2 separate regions of the Homo sapiens genome follow, and region 2 is linked to region 1. A link is an interaction called in ENCODE POLR2A ChIA-PET data of the cell type or tissue named here. Cell type or tissue: HepG2. All regions are shown on one strand.

The links. Peaks named below come from ENCODE experiments on the same cell type or tissue, not always from the same donor. Only the 100,000 strongest peaks of a DNase experiment are listed, where the experiment ranks them.
Region 2: POLR2A ChIA-PET joins it to region 1 with 7 read pairs; 1 of 35 experiments calls an interaction of 5 or more read pairs at or near these places.

The regions. Positions count from the first base shown.
Region 1 is chr17:72,497,938-72,505,937 of GRCh38, reverse strand. The region is part of intron 1 of LINC00673 (long intergenic non-protein coding RNA 673); the gene reads left to right. Among named protein-coding and RNA genes, the nearest start is that of LINC00673, 91 kb to the left of the region's middle. In HepG2, no CTCF peak of the experiment used is centred here; DNase peaks (open chromatin) are centred at 3,147, 3,907 and 4,407; H3K4me3 peaks cover 2,250 bases.
Region 2 is chr17:71,677,496-71,685,495 of GRCh38, reverse strand. No RefSeq gene overlaps it. Among named protein-coding and RNA genes, the nearest start is that of ROCR, 340 kb to the left of the region's middle. In HepG2, no CTCF peak of the experiment used is centred here; a DNase peak (open chromatin) is centred at 3,565; H3K4me3 peaks cover 689 bases.

The sequences.
Region 1 (8,000 bases):
CTGTCCCATGTTCTTTGATCCATTCCAAGTAAGTTGCAGACATTAGTATTCTTCTCTCCAAATACTGCGGTGTTCAGATCATTCACTCGAGTTTAATATTTGATGGCAGATATTTTTTCTTTTAAAGTAAAATTTGCATGCACTGTACTGCAACGAATCTGAAGTGTACCATAGGTACAGAATAATACCAGTGCCCTGCAAAGTGTCTTCATGGTCTTTGCCAGTCCACCCTCACCCTTAGACCCTCCCGTGATGGCGGAATGATATGGTTTGGTTGTGTCCCCACCCAAATCTCATCTTCAAGTGTAGCTCCCAACCCCGTGGGAGGTAATTGAATCATGGGGACAGTTTCCCCCATACTGTTCTCATGGTAGTGAATAAGCCTCATGAGATCTGATGGTTTTATAAATGGGAGTTCCCCTGCACAAGCTCTCTTCTTGCCTGCTGCCATGTAAGACGTGCCTTTCTCCTCCTTTGCCTTCTGCCATGACTGTGAGGCCTCCCCAGCCACATGGAATTGTGCCTCCATTAAACCTCTTTTTCTTTATAAATTACCCAGTCTCAGGTATGTGTTTGTTAGCCATGTGAGAACAGACTAATACATCTCCATAGCAACACTTCTGATGTCTTTCTGCCTAGTCTAATTTTGCCGTTCTAGGAGAACTTCATATAAATGGAGTCACACATGATCCGCTCTTTTGTGTAACTCTTCTTTCACTCAGCAAACTTTTTGAGATTCCTCCATGTTATTGCCTGTATCAGGCTCCTCCTGACTGCACAGCAGTGTCCCACTGTGTGACCGTCCCACAGCTGTGTGTCCATTTCTTCTCTCACTGGGTGCCTGCCCTGCTTCCAGGTTTTGGCTGCTTCGAATAAAGTTGCTGTGAGCATTCTTGAACAAAACTTCTGGTGGACGCATGTTTTCATGTCTCTTGGGTAAATAACTCGGAGTGGAATTGCTGGGTCATAGAGTAGGTGTATGTTTAATTTCATAAGAAACTGCCAGACCTTTTCCAAAGTGGCTGTACCTACTTACACTCCCACCAGCAATGTCTGAGAGTTCCAGTTGCTCCAGTCCTCATGGTGGAGGTGCTGACACTTTGTAAAATTGCAGTCATTCTGGTGGGTGTGTAGTGGTATCTCACTGTGTCCTTACCTTATTTTATGTGTGTTACCTCTGTCACTGCTGAGACCAAGAGTCACATAAAATGGCAGGAGAGGAATTCTCACATAAAGTAGGATGTACTGTGCCAAGTTAGCTCAGTTTGACTTCTTGTTTTTTTTTTTTTTTTTTTTTTTTTTTGGTGGGGAGGAGGGGGGTCAGGGTCTTGCTCCCCAGGCTGGAGGGCAGTGGTATGATCATAGCTCACTGCAGCCCTGACCTCCTAGGCTCAAATGATCCTCCCGTCTCATCCTTGTGAGTAGCTGGGACCACTGACATGCGCCACCATGCCTGGCTCATTATTTTATTTTATTTTATTTTATTTTTTGTAGAGGTTTCTTTTTCCTATGTTGTCCAGGTTTGGCCTCCCCAGGTGCTGGGATTACAGGTGTGAGCCACTGCGCCCAGCTAGTTTGACCTCTTGAGGACTTTAGAAACCCCCCTTTCCCTTAGACTATTAGAGATTTTTAATTCCATGTTTTTCCCTCTCTTGTGGATCTGTTCTCCCCTCAGAGGATACCCAACTCCATGGCAGAGCCTACTACTTTCACGGTCATGTCCCCACTGCCTGGTTCTGAAGGGAGCACGTGAGTGCTTTGCAGGGCTTGGTATGGGTGCAACTTGTTTCTGTGATTCTGGAATCAGCCTCACCAGACTTGGCCCATGAGGCCAGGACCTCTGATTGACCACCTGGGTCCCATGTCCAGCAGAGTGAGAGACGTATAGTAGGTGCTCAATAAATATTTGAACAAAGGGATAAGTAGAATTTCCCTTTTTCTCTCTTACAAGTCATTTATTCAATAAACGTTGTCTCAAGGTTATACGGTGCTAAGGAAGGCACTCAGAGCACTTTAGGAGCTCTGATAGAGATAGAAGGTGAATACGAGCTTGATTGCCGGGTAGAAAGAAGGTGGTAAGTGCTGCAAGAGACACAAGGGAATGACATGCACCCTGAATCAAGGTCTGCACGCTGTCACTTGGCAGCTGTAGGACCTGGTCATGTTGCTTGTCCCCTAGGCCTCCATGTGCCCATCTGTGCAATGGGATAGTAGTGGTTTGCACTGTACAAGGTGGTTGTAGAAGTGAGAGCCTCTGCCTAGAAAGCCCTTAGTATAGTGCCTGGTACGTAATGACTGCTCAAGGAAGGGGGAGCTTTTAGTTACAGACATGTACGATCTGAAGAAATGAAAGGCATTGAACTTTGGTGGGTAAATTGGGTCTTTTCCAGCAAAGGTATAAATCCTTAAAAGCCAAGATCATATTGTTTGATTTCTCTGGGCTCTCTGCTGGATACAGTGCCAAGTCCATAACTGTATACCCCATGGACACTCTATGTTAAATGGAGATTAATGTGTAAGAGGTGTTTTTTTTTGTTTTGTTTTGTTTTTTAATTTGGAAAAGAAGCTTAAAGACCACAATGGGTGTGGCATTGGCTCGACCCACAGATCTGCTTAGTCTCAGACAGGCACTTTGAACCAGTCTTTTAAAATTGCGTCACAACAACTGGTGCTTCATAAGGATTTGATGATATTCTTGGACATAGGATATGGAGTTCTCTTCCTGTCCAGCCTCGGGCTATGAGGACTAACCCTGCTAAGTCTGATCTCTTCTTAGGAAAGTCAGGAGGATTGCAAATAATCACCATGACATGCCTATAGGGGACTAGCCTGTATAAAAGAGAGCGTCAGAGTCTTATTTCTAAGAATAGGAACGAGGAGGGAAATGGTGAGTGGATGTGAACTAGACAGGTCACCCGGCAGTCGGCTCTTTCTTCCTAGAATGTCCAGTTCACGTCTGTGTCGCCTCTAAGGGCTGCATGGATCAGAATCACCCAACACTGGATCCTCACCTACCTGGCCAAACCAGTCCTGACTTTGCTTCTTGTTCAGGGACCCACAGCACGATGCTAACAGCTGGACCTGATGTCAGAGGCGGAGAACTGTCTGGATTTCCCTCCCAGCCTCCTCCTCCAACGCCCTTTTGATCCAAGATTGAGTAAGAGACATTGGCAGATGCTGAGAAGGACAACCCAATTGTTTTAACTTGCAGACCGAGGGGGAGATGGGTTCCAGTCTGCACATGACTCGTGCACAGTCCCCCCACCCCACCCTGACTTAGAAAATTCCAAACCGACTACAAGACCAGAAACAAACCACATGCCAGTCGCCCCCTTGTCTGTACACACATGTGGAGTTCAGAGCCACCCTTGGAGAGAGGCTGCTCAGGCTCAGCTCCCTGTGCTGGGCTTTCTAGATCTAGCTCTGTTCGGGGGAGTTCTTAGCCCGTTTTCTGGGGTTGCTGCCGTTTGGATGCAGGGTGTGATTCTTAGGGGTTAGGGAGAGGACCACCCTGGTAAAAAGCCAGGTTAATGGGACAATCTTCCATGCAGCTTGGCCCCCTCCATTCCCCTGTAGCTCCTCGCTCAGCCGCACTCTGAGAACAGCTTTTGCTCTGTTTCCTGGTCTCTGAATGCGGTAGCTGTGTCCCCGGCCTGCAACGAGGGCATATCATGTAACTCCTCCCGGCTTCATTCCTATGCAGGACAGGTAGGCTGCAGGCTCTAACAAGCCGCCAGCCAGGCTCCACTGAGGCCTCGGCACCGGTGGAAATTTAAAAAAAAAAAAAAAAAAAAGAGCAAGCAGTGGGGAGTGAGCGAGTGAGGGAGAGAGGGATTATTTTGTTTCAATGTGTTTGAAAGCGGGATCTGTGGCCAGTTGGGGTTTTTTTTTCCTCCCCCCGTTATTTACACAGTCTGTTCGGAGACACACTAGGGCCTGTTTGGATTGGGTGTTTGCTCCGGAGACAGGCCAAGTATTCCAGCACTGCGCTTTGGCACTGCCACCTCGGCGGCACCAGGAGGCCCAGTCGGTCACAAGACCTCACGGGGCCTCCTTGCTCTCTGCTTATCCTCCTTTCACCTCCTCTCCCTTCCTCACCACTGATCCCAGCCACCTTGGGCGGCTGGGGAGCGAGGCTGACCGCTAAGTGGACCTGACCTTCAGAATGAGGGCTTTCTGAGGCAAGGGCAGGGAGGGGTGTGGCTCGTGGAAGACAGAGAGAAGGGTTGGGGTAGGGACCCAGGGATAGATCTCTAGAAGGGTCTGGATTCCCTAGGGGCCTGCGATGAAACTTGCACTCTGTGGAATAGTTCCAGGGTTGAGGAGGTAAGCAGAGGCCAGACCGCCCTGGAAGTTTGCGTAAGGGCTGTTCTCCTGGGGGTGCTGAGCTGGGAGAAGGCTTGCCTGGGGAGGTGGCGGGGCCAGAGCTAGCCAGAGCTGTCCTGCAGGTCCCTGCCATGCTGAGGGTGATGCAACACCAGCATCTCTTGCTAGAAATGCAGACTCTCTAGCCCCAGCCAGACCTACGGCATTGGAATCTGCATTTTAACAAGGGTCCCAGGTATTGTGTGTGTACATTAAAGTTTGAGAAGCACTGCCTTGGGCCCACGTATCCCACAGGCAGTTAGTTTCCTGGCATCCTCATGATGTCTTGAGATGCTTTTGGACAAAGGGATTCTGCAGACCAGTACATTTGGAGAATGTTACAAAATGTACCCCCCACCCCTTGGAAATTGATTTGCTTATGCTTGCTGGTGAAGTCTGTGAGAAGTTCCATAGGAAGAATCCATCTAGTTTGGTTTAACTCAGTGTTTCCCACATTTAACATTTATTTATTTATTTATTTATATTTTTATTTCTTTCTTTCTTTTTTTCTTTTTTCTTTGAGATGGAGTCTCACACTGTCACCCAGGCTGGAGTGCAGTGGCATGATCTTGGCTCACTGCAACCTCTGCCTCCTGGGTTCAAGTGATTCTCCTGCCTCAGCCTCCCAAGTAGCTGGGATTACAGGTGTGCACCACCATGCCTGGCAATTTTTTTTTTTTTTTTTGTATTTTTAGTAGAGATGTGGTTTTGCCATGTTGGCCAGACTGGTCTCAAACTCCTGACCTCAAGTGATCCACCTATCTTGGCCTCCCAAAGTGCTGGGATTACAGGTGTGAGCCAATGCGCCTGGCCCTTATTTATTTATTTTTAAATGGACACATAATAATTGTAGATAAATGTATGGGATACCTAGTGTTGTTTTGATATATACAATGTATATTGATCAGATCAGGGTAATTAGCATATCCATGATCTCAAACGTTTATCCTTTCTCTGTGTTGGGAACATTCAATGTTCTCTCTTGTAGCTATTTCAAAATATATATCATTGTTAACTGTAGTCATCCTACAGTGGTATAGAACACTAGAACGTATTTCTCCTGTCCATCTATAATTTTATAGCCTTTAACAAATCTCTCCCCATCCTTCTTTTCCCCCTGCCCTTTCCAGCCTTGAATAACCTCTGTTCTACTCTTTACTTCCTATGAGATCTACTTTTTCAGCTTCCACATGAGTAAGAACATGAGGTGTTTAGCTCTGTTCCCAAATTTGACTGAGATCATCTCCTACCATTTCCCCCCACCGAGGAGTGAGCGTTAATGTTCTGTAGGGCTGGTGGTGTGTGGCTTCTGATTATTTATTTATTTATTTTTTTGAGATGGAGTCTCGCTCTGTCACCCAGGCTGGAGTGCAGTGGCGCGATCTCAGCTCACCGCAAGCTCTGCCTCCCAGGTTCACGCCATTCTCCTGCCTCAGCCTCCCAAGTAGCTGGGACTACAGGTGCCTGCCACCACACCCAGCTAATTTTTTTGTATTTTTAGTAGAGATCGGGTTTCACCGTGTTAGCCAGGATGGTCTCAATCTTCTGACCTCGTGATCCGCCCGCCTCGGCCTCCCAAAGTGCTGGGATTGCAGGCGTGAGCCACCGCGCCTGCCGGCTTCTGCTTTGAGAAACACTGTTCCTGTCAATCAGTTTACTCTTGGGATTTTCCAGGGAGCTTATCTTCACTTTAGATAAGAGGTCGAGAACATAGTGGTTAACAGGTGGATTTTGGAGCTAAACGAACTGGCTTCTGACCCTTTCTCAGCCCCTTAGTAGGGATGTGACTTTTGCCAAGTTATTTAGCTGCTTTGTGCCTTGGTTTCCCCTCTATAAATTTGGACTTATGATAGCACTTACTAGATGGAGTTGTAGCGAAGTTTAAATCATATGATACGAGGCTGGGCGTGGTGGCTCATGCCTGTAATTCCAGGACTTTGGGAGGCTGAGGCAGGCGGATCACCTGAAGTCAGGAGTTCAAGACCAGCCTGGCCAACATGGTGAAACTCCGTCTCTACAAAAATACAAAAAGTATCCGGGTGTGGTGATGCATGCCTGTAATCCCAGCTACTCAGGAGGCTGAGGCAGGAGAATCACTTGAACCTGGTAGGCAGTGGTTGTGGTGAGCTGAGATTGTGCCATTGCACTCCAGCCTGGGCAACAGGAGCAAGACTCCGTCTCAAAAAAAAAAAAAAAAAAAAAAAGTGATATGGATTTAAATTAGGATAGTGCCCAGAGCATAGAACCCTCTTAATAAATACTGGTGAGCTAATATTTTTGAGTCTTACTCTTGTGGGGTCACTGCCTCCCTTGTATTCTAGATGAATAATCTCAAACCCACTGTGCATCAGAATCACCCGTGGAGCTCTTTTGGAAACACAATTTCCCAAGGCCACAGGCCAGGTCTATTGAGTCAGTCTCCAGCAGGAAAGCCTGTGAATCTGCATTTTGAGAAGCTTCTTGGATGGTTCCAAGGTAGCCAACCTGACTTTAGATGGCAAGGGAGCAGCTGCTCTAGAGCCACTATAGCTGAGAAACACCTGCTCTGATTTCCCACACTGGTTTCAGTCACATAACTCAGAAGGGTCTGTGCAATCAAGCCTAAGGCTCTGATGTTGGTGGTAGAGCCTTCCTCGCTTTGCACTTCAGTTTCCTTATCTGCAAAATGAGGCAGCCATGCAAAGTGTAGTCCTTGGACCAGCGACATCAGCATCATTTGGGAACTTGATAGAAGGCACAATCTGTGGCTCCATGCCAGACCTATGGAGTCAGAATCCACATTGTAACAAGATCCCCAGGAGGCTCTTGTTAAACAGAAATAGCACCTCTCTAGAAAAGGTTGAAAAGAATCAAGTTTGCAAGGAGGCAAAGGCAGTAGTCTTCTTTCTTGATGAGAGGAGAACTCAGTAAGGCTGAGGAAGGTGCAGTGTCAGTGGATATTGGAATAGTGACCAGCTGTTATCCATTCATACTGGACAAGAGGAAATGAGCTTCAGGAGCCTCAGGGAGTATGGTCAGATTTATGAGAACATTTCCTGACATTGAAGGTTACAAGTTTCTGGGAAGGTTTGCAGGAATAAGTAAGCTTTGGATACGCTTCTCTAGAGTCCATTAAAATCAGATTGATAGCTCTGCATCCGTTTTACAAATGTTTATTTAGGTGCCAACTATGTGCCAAGCTTGGGCACCAGTAGCTTGAGGGAGCACTTGCAGATGGCAGTGGCTCTGTATGGCTTCTCTTTATGTTCACACTACCCATCACCAAGGATAGACATATATTTGCCTGTGCACAGAGCTTTGCATGATCCCATTGTTGGCATGGATCACCAGGGCACTCCAGCACAACCCATGGCCTCGTGGAAGTGTATCAGTTATCTGTTACTGAGTAACAAACCATCCCAAAACATGGTGGCTTAAAACAGCAACTGTTGTATTTGTCCATGATTCTGGGGTTTGGTCTAGGCCTGGCTGGGTGGTTGTTCTGCTCATCTGGTCAGTGGTTACTCATAAGGCTTCATTCTGCTAGAGAATTGGTTGGGGAACTGGGCTCCGCTGGGCCACTAGGACACTAGGCCTTTCTCTCTTTTTTCATATCATTTAAGGGCTTCTCTTTCTCCACGTGGTCTCTCAAGCTA
Region 2 (8,000 bases), 820 kb after region 1:
CATAATTCACAATTGCAAAAGTATAGAACCAGCCCAAATGCCCATCAATCAATAAGCAGATACAGAAATTGTGTTCTCTTCAATTCTATCCTGCCTTACTCTGAAGCAGGCATGACTGTCTTCTGGTTCCTCGAACTTACTAGTGTGTTTATTCTGGCATCAGATCTTTTTTTTTCCCCCGTAGGTCTCCAATTCCATCCAGGTTGCTACGAATGTCATTTCATGCCTTTTTATGGCTGAACAGTATTCCATGGTATATATATATATATATATATATATATATATATATATATATAACATATATCATATTATATTTTATATAATATTATATATTATACAATTGCAGTATATAATATATATTATATATCATATATCATATATCTATTATATAAATATATTAAATATGTATTATATAGTTTAATATATAATTTATGTATATATTAAAAACATATTTTAATATGTATGTAAAATATATTTAAAATTATATATAAAATATATTTAAAATTATATGTATAATATATATAAATATATATTATATAATATAATATATAAATATATTAAATATATTTTATATAGAATAAGTTATATATTCTATAGTATATTATATATATATATATATATATATATATAATATATACCATGGAATACTATTCAGCCATAAAAAGGCATGAAATGATATTCATAGCAACCTGGGTGGAATTGGAGACCAGTATTCTGAGTGAAGTAACTCAGGAATGAAAAACCAAACATCGTATGTTCTCACTCATAAGTGGGAGCTAAGCTATGAGGATTCAAAGGCATAAAAATAATACAATGGACTTTGGGGACACCGGGGAAAGGGTGGGAAGAAAGTGAGGGATAAAAGACTACAAATTGGGTACAATGTGTACTGTTCGGGTGATGGGTTCACCAAAATCTCACAAATCACCACGAAAGAATGTGCTCGTGTGACCAAACACCACCTGTTCCTCAAAAACCTATGGAAATTAAAAAAAAAGAAAAGATCTGATGCAAGAATAAACCACTGGTAAGTTCGAGGAACAGGAAGACAGCCATGCCTGCTTCAGAGTCAGGCAGGATAGAATTGAAGAGAAATGAGGTTGATCATATATGGCCTTTGAGGTCAGGGGAGGGAATTTGGATTTTGTTTTAAATAGTATGGAAGCTTTTGAAGGGTCTTGAACAAGGGAGTGACTTGATCTGGTTCTTGTTCTTAAAATGTAATTTTGGCTCTTTGTAGGAAAAGAATTGTAGGTAAGAGTGAAGGCAAAATATAAGTTGGAGTCTTGTGGTAACACAAGTAAGAAAATCTTGAGAATTCTAGTGCTGGATGTGATTAGCTGAGTTGGGCTGTATTTTGAAGTTTGGAAAATATGTTTCATTAATGGACTTGATATGAGATAAGAAATAAGAGAGGAATCAAGGGTAATATGCAGACTTGTTACTTGATTAAATTGAGTGGACTGTGATCTGCACTACTAATAGGAATGACTGGGAAAAGGGCAGATGCAGAGGGGAAAAAAGCATAAGTTTTGGTCAGGTTAAAGTAGGAAGCTTCCTGGATGCCTCTCACACATTCACGTATTGGTGTTAATTGTACAGAGGGCAGACAACTCAGACCTGGGAATGCTAATACAGAAGTCATAAGCATACATAGGGAATTTAAGCCACAGGATTGTATAAAATCACCTAGTGAGGAAATACATAGAGAAAATAACAGTGGACAAAATTTATGTTGAGAAAGAGGAGGGAGGTAAAGAAGAACATTGATGAAATAGAAAATCAGGTGTCATAGAAGTCAAAGGAAAGACCACTCAACGGTACCAAACCTGTCAGAAGTTGAGTAAAATGGGACAGAAAGTTGGCCACTAGATTTGGCAACACGAGTCTTATTCTTGACCCCAGTAAGAGCTATTTTAGTAGAGTGATATTGATAATAGTTAATCGCAGTTGATTGAGGAAAGTGAAAAAGGTGATGGGGAAGAGACAACACAAATATACAACAAGTTAATGAGTTTACGTCTGAAAGGGAGCAGAGAAATAGGGCAGAGGCTTGAGAAAAGACACCTAATATTATGACATCCTAAGTCCACTGTGAAAATGTCTTGCAAGTTATAGAATAATTAGAAAATTATATATTTTTAATATGACTTCTTATAGGATGTCTGTGTAGGTGTGTGTTCATTCATGAATACGGATACTTCAGTTCATATATCCTAGGAAGAATAAGAAAGTGCCTTTGAAATTCACTCTGATGGGATGACTTTGAGGGGATGTGGCCTGAAGTTCCTATGCCCTTTGAGACTGCTGCTCTAGGTTTGGGATGTCTAGCCCGTCTACATGCCCCATCTGTTTTCTGGGACTTAGAAAACCAATGGTGAACATAGCTGTTCCTTTGTATATTTTGACTTCTTTCCTGACCCCAATTATTTCTTTTCTTTTTGAGACAGAGTCTTGCTCTGTCACCCCGGCTGGAGTGCAGTGGCATGATCTTGGCTCACTGCAACCTCCCGTCTCCTGGGATCAAGTGATTCTTGTGCCTCAGCCTCCTGAAGAGCTGGAATTACAGGCGTGCAGTCACCATGCCTGGTTAATTTTTGCATTTTTAGTAGAGACAGGGTTTCACCATGTTGGCCAGGCTGGTCTCGAACTCCTGGCCTCATGTGATCCACCTGCCTCAGCCTCCCAAAGTGCTGGGATTACAAGCATGAGCCACCACTTTCACCTTCCTGACCCCAATTATAAAACAAGAGTGTTATTTTTGATTTTTGTTCCAGTTAAAATAGCTCAGTCTTGGGTAAAAATAATTTGGGTGAAGTGGTGGGAATGAACCCTGGGAGAAAACCAACTCAAGTGCATAGGTAAAACTTTTGAATGGTGGTCATAAAGACACACAGCAGAGTTTAGAAAAAAGATTTTTCACAAGAATGCTCAGACCCTATGAATAGGTATGAGAAGTTCAAAAGCAGGGATGTAGATGAAGAACTCTACAAAATGTGTGACTTCTTGGTTACATTTTCCTTATAATATATTTATAAAATAGCAGGGGAAAATTGTCACTAAGTTGTGATTTCTATTTATTGCAACCATTTATTAAAGTTGATCATGTCTCATGTGATTTGTGTCACTGCAGCAGTAGGATAGGGAAGAAGGCTCTGGGGCAGTGAACAGGGTCATAGTCTTCTCTTGCTTCCTTTTCCACTGATGCTCAGATCAAGTGAGAATAGTCAACGGAAAGGCCAGTGGTGAGGAATAAATTTGTTAGTGTGGGGAAGAAAAGTGTGAAAAGGAACATGCTTTGTTGAGGAGCACATACTATGAGAATGACAGAAGACTACTTCTGAGATGAGCTATCCCTTTTTCCCCAAATAGAATAAAGAGAAAGTGGCAATTTCCAAGTGAAATGAAAACTGACATTGAGATTAATTATCAAGACCTCTTATCAGATCAGTGATTAGCATGAGTTAATCAGCAGCAAGGCCTGATGACCTTTGTTCTCTTTGGGGGCATGTTGACTTAGATTTGGGTTCTGGCTCATCAAACATTTACCATTTACCAGAACAATGGCCATATATGTTCAAAGTTCATAGTGTTGCCTGCGCTCGAATTGAACATGCAAGTAGATGAGCTTTATCCTACTTCCCATTCACAATTGCCAGGGTTTACTTCTAAAGATCTTCCACTTCAGGAAGGGCAGCAGAAAACGTACACTGGGTTCTTCACAGGCAACACTGGAGCACAGATTGCACTGTCTTCCTTTTCTTGGTTAAACAAGACCTCTGTTGACACTTGAATTAAGCATGATTTTCTCCAGTTGAAAATGTGAGATTCAGACAATTTAGCAGTAGACTGGTGCTGTGTTTGCCTAGTACCCTGTGACGTGTTCACTATGAAAGGCCAGCACACAGCACCTGAAATTCATAAGAACTCCAGAAGTGAGCTTGGTTGGACTTCTCATTTGTGGGATTGTCTGACCACTAAATGGTTGATGAGAGGCCTTAGTGGATGAGAGTATTGATACACTGAAATACACAAAATGCACATTTCCTTTTTTTTCAATATAAAATACCAATATACGGTCAGTGTATTTAAGAGGCTGGTAATATGAGTCTTTGTTAGTGTTTCTCTGTGTTTTATTTCCCTTTGCTTTCCTGAAACAACTAACTCTAATGAAACCTGACATCTTAGTGCTACAATATGTTGACCCTCCTTCTTATTGTGCATTGAAAATGTGTTAAATCATCTGTCTTAAAGTGTTTAGGGTGTCCTAGGTTTCTCAAAGGTGATCATGGCCCCAAGATTATTTGTTTTCTTATTGAAACATAGAGCAACCAGATATGAATGAAGGTGAGCACGATTGGACTCGATACCCAATAGCCAATTTTTGTAATAGACATTGTGATGCATGTCCCAGATCTTGTCTTCACAACATTCAGAACTAATTTGTTTCCCAGCTGGAGTTGACTGCTGATGGATCATGATTGAATTCCCTCTGAGGATGGCTCTCTGAAGAAGATAACTGCCTTGCCCAAGGTCATACCCCAAGGGGAGCCTGCATCCAAGAAAACATCAGTAGGGAAGAATAAAGACGTAGCCATCTTGGCAGAGCTGGGGACAATTCTGAAGGGCCTTCCTGTCCCACAGCTCTCTTTGAGATCAGCTGATGCCTTTGTTGCAATGCTTGCTGTTCAGCATTTTCTTCTGTTCCTGCTCCTCTCATTCCTTCAAAGATATCCCAGGAGCTCTCCAATAAACTTAGTGCATGCACATCTCCACCTTGGAGTCTGGTTCCTGAACAACAGAAGCCAAGTCAATGTTAAAATAGTTAGAAGATGATCAGGCTGTTTCTGAAGCCGTCTGTCAGAAGTATGGAATATAATTCTAAATGAGAAGGACAACTTTAACAGACCATGGTACAAGTTTCTCCAGCTTCCTATTGTAACGACAGCTAGATGGACAACTTTCTATAAACATCTCTTAAAGACCATGAAAGTTGGAAAGAAGGTGAGAGGAACTAAGATGCTATCAGGATTTCGTGAACTTGCTGAGATCCAAGTTCTATCGTTTGGCAGCAACATTTGCTTTGGATAGTTGATTGCAGCAGGACGGTGACCCAGGGCAATGTTTCTCAGACAAGGGACACTCGCTAAAAATTCGGAATCCCAGACCCTCCTTAGGGGTCAGAATCTGCAGGGCAGGGTCTGGTGATCTGTACTTAGCAGTCATTCCAGGACGTTCTTATAAATAGGGAAGACTGGGAAAATTAAACTATGACAAAAAGTCCATCCAATGCAGCTATTGAGAGAAACTATTTTTATAGAAATGAAAACAACAACAAAATCTCTGCATAGAGCCATCTTTTGTTATGAGCTGCCTTAGTCACAGTCTCGGAGGCCCAAACAACTACTTCTCCCATGTTGGTTACCAAGAAAACCACACTAATGAAAACAGTCAACAAATTAGATGTTCAGTCTTTCAAAGCACCATTTGTTCATGATGGAAATTAAAGCACCCTGGTGATAGAGCAATAGAATCCCTTTGGATTCTGGAAAGGCAGATTACTTTGTGCCTTCCCTTTGTGTCCAGGATTTGGGATAGATAATGATAAAGTAACTCGAGTCTTGGAATCTGAAGATAGGCATGGCAAGGTCATCTTCTCAGTGTTTCCTGAGGATCCTGTATTTCTTCCAGATGACCGGTGTTCTTTCTTACTTTGTTCCCTGTATTACAAAAGGCATAGTCAAATACTGGTTGATGTACTACACACATAGCCACATGCTAAGCTAATTCAGTGCTACAGAACATTATGGTATTTTTATTTGCAACCTATCAGGATAAATTATTTAGATGTTATTTCAATAGTGTTAGGTCAGAAATATCTTTTCTCCTATTCCTTTAAACTATAACAATTTTTTTAATATAACAAGTTGCTTTTCGTTAAAAGCATGAAAATAGTCATTCATGTAATTCCTGTTGGGTTTGCTAGGAAGTTAGCAATTTTAGACTCAATAATTAGATTTAGCTACTCCACGTTTCATGAGAATATTGGGACTATCAGCATTTCACCACTTTTAAATAGTGATAACCAAGAAGTCGGCAGAAAATAAGCTTTATTACATCTATGGTAATGAGGCTTGCTGTTCAGAGTCTCTAATAATTCCTTTGGGTATCCCAAGGAGTCAGAGCCAACGAAGGCAAAAGTATGTCTTTTTGACAGTCTAAAGACTTTGCAGATATTGATTTCCTATCCTTTTGACACTCGTATGGGGTTGATGTTTCCTTCATAAATGTACTTGGTTTCCCTCAGGGTCACTCAGTGGGTTTCTCTGACAAATTTACAGTTCTGGATAGATTTGTGATCACATGATAAAGTCTTTGACAAGTTTCTTTCCCCCCCTCACCCATGACTTGAAACCATTCTTTGCTAATTAAAAAGTTTCAGTCCGCTTACAAAGGCTTTATGACCAATTAAGGAAATCTCTACTGAAAAACATTTCAGAAGGTATGCTACTTAGTTTGCACAGGAAAAACGTACACCGCTCACGTTGTTGCTCAGAACTTCAGATATATATAATGGACAATTTCACTAAGTATTTGAATATTTGGGCCACTTCAAATAAACGTGTTTTTCCCCTTTGTAAGAGGATGTCTTTATCTTTTATTTATTTTTATTATTTATTTATTTTGTAGAGAAAGGTTCTCACCCTGTCGCCCAGGCTAGAGAGGAGTGGCACCATCATAGCTCACTGCAGCCTCAACCCCAGGGGCTCAAGCGATCCTCTCACCTCAGCCTCCTAAGTAACTGGAACTACAGACATGCGCCCACCACACCCAGTTAATTTTTAAATGTTTTGTAGAGATAGGATCTTAGTATTTTGCCCAGGTTGGTCTCAGACTCCTGGGCTCAAGCTATTCTCTCATCTTGGCCTCTCAAAGTATTGGGATAATAGGCAAGAGCCACCCCGACTGGTTTGTTTTTATACCTGGGTAAAAATACTTGTTTCACTATAGACTACAGCAACACACAGACATACCTAAATACAGACATACATAAAACCAATGCACATATATCAGCATGAACAATCAGATGGCTGAATCAAATTTTGCAGTGTATTTCAACCAATACTTACTATCAGCAGATCTTTGGCAGTGGAAAAGAGGGAGACATCATGTGACATGATGCCTTCAACATTTCATAACTTCTGCTTGAGAAACCAATACTTAGTATTTTAGTTTTAGGGATTCTAACATGGCATCACAATAACTGGTTGAAATGCAACGTTTATTTCCATTTTGCACTACCAAAACCAAGCAACAACAACAACTAAAACAAAATGTTTAGGTTATTTCCCCCTTTTGGATGAATTTTAATGACCTTGTGACTTTATTAAAAGTAGCAGAGATGAGGAAGGTAAAGTTGAAAGAAGTTCCAACTTCTGGAATTTGATTTGGTGACCAATGGGACAGAGTGGAACAAAACTTTCATGACGGCAAGACCTTATTTGTGCTAAATGGTGGGAATACAATAATACACAAAACAATATAAGCATTTAATATTTATTCAATAAAGAACTAATGGAAAATTTAAAAATGAGTTAGATTGGTTTATCTGAAGTTCCTAGATTGGGATTTTGAATGGGTCATGATTTTCCAAATCTATGCTGTCTAATATGGTAGCCGCTAGCCATATGTGGCTACTGAATTTAAACTAATTTGAATTAAAGTTTATTTATTAACCAGGCACATTTCAAATGTTCAATAGTCACAGTCACTAGTGACTATCCTACTGGATAGTATAGAGATAGAACATTTGCACTATTGCAGAATATTCTGTTGGACAGCGCTACTCTAAACAGATATGAAAATATTAAATAGAAGAGCAGGAATGGGAACAGCTGCCCTCTATTACAGTTTCACATTTCCAACTGCTTTCATACACGTCGTACTGACTCTGCAGACTTTACATATTTTAAATCCAAACTCAACCAAAATCTCCTCCA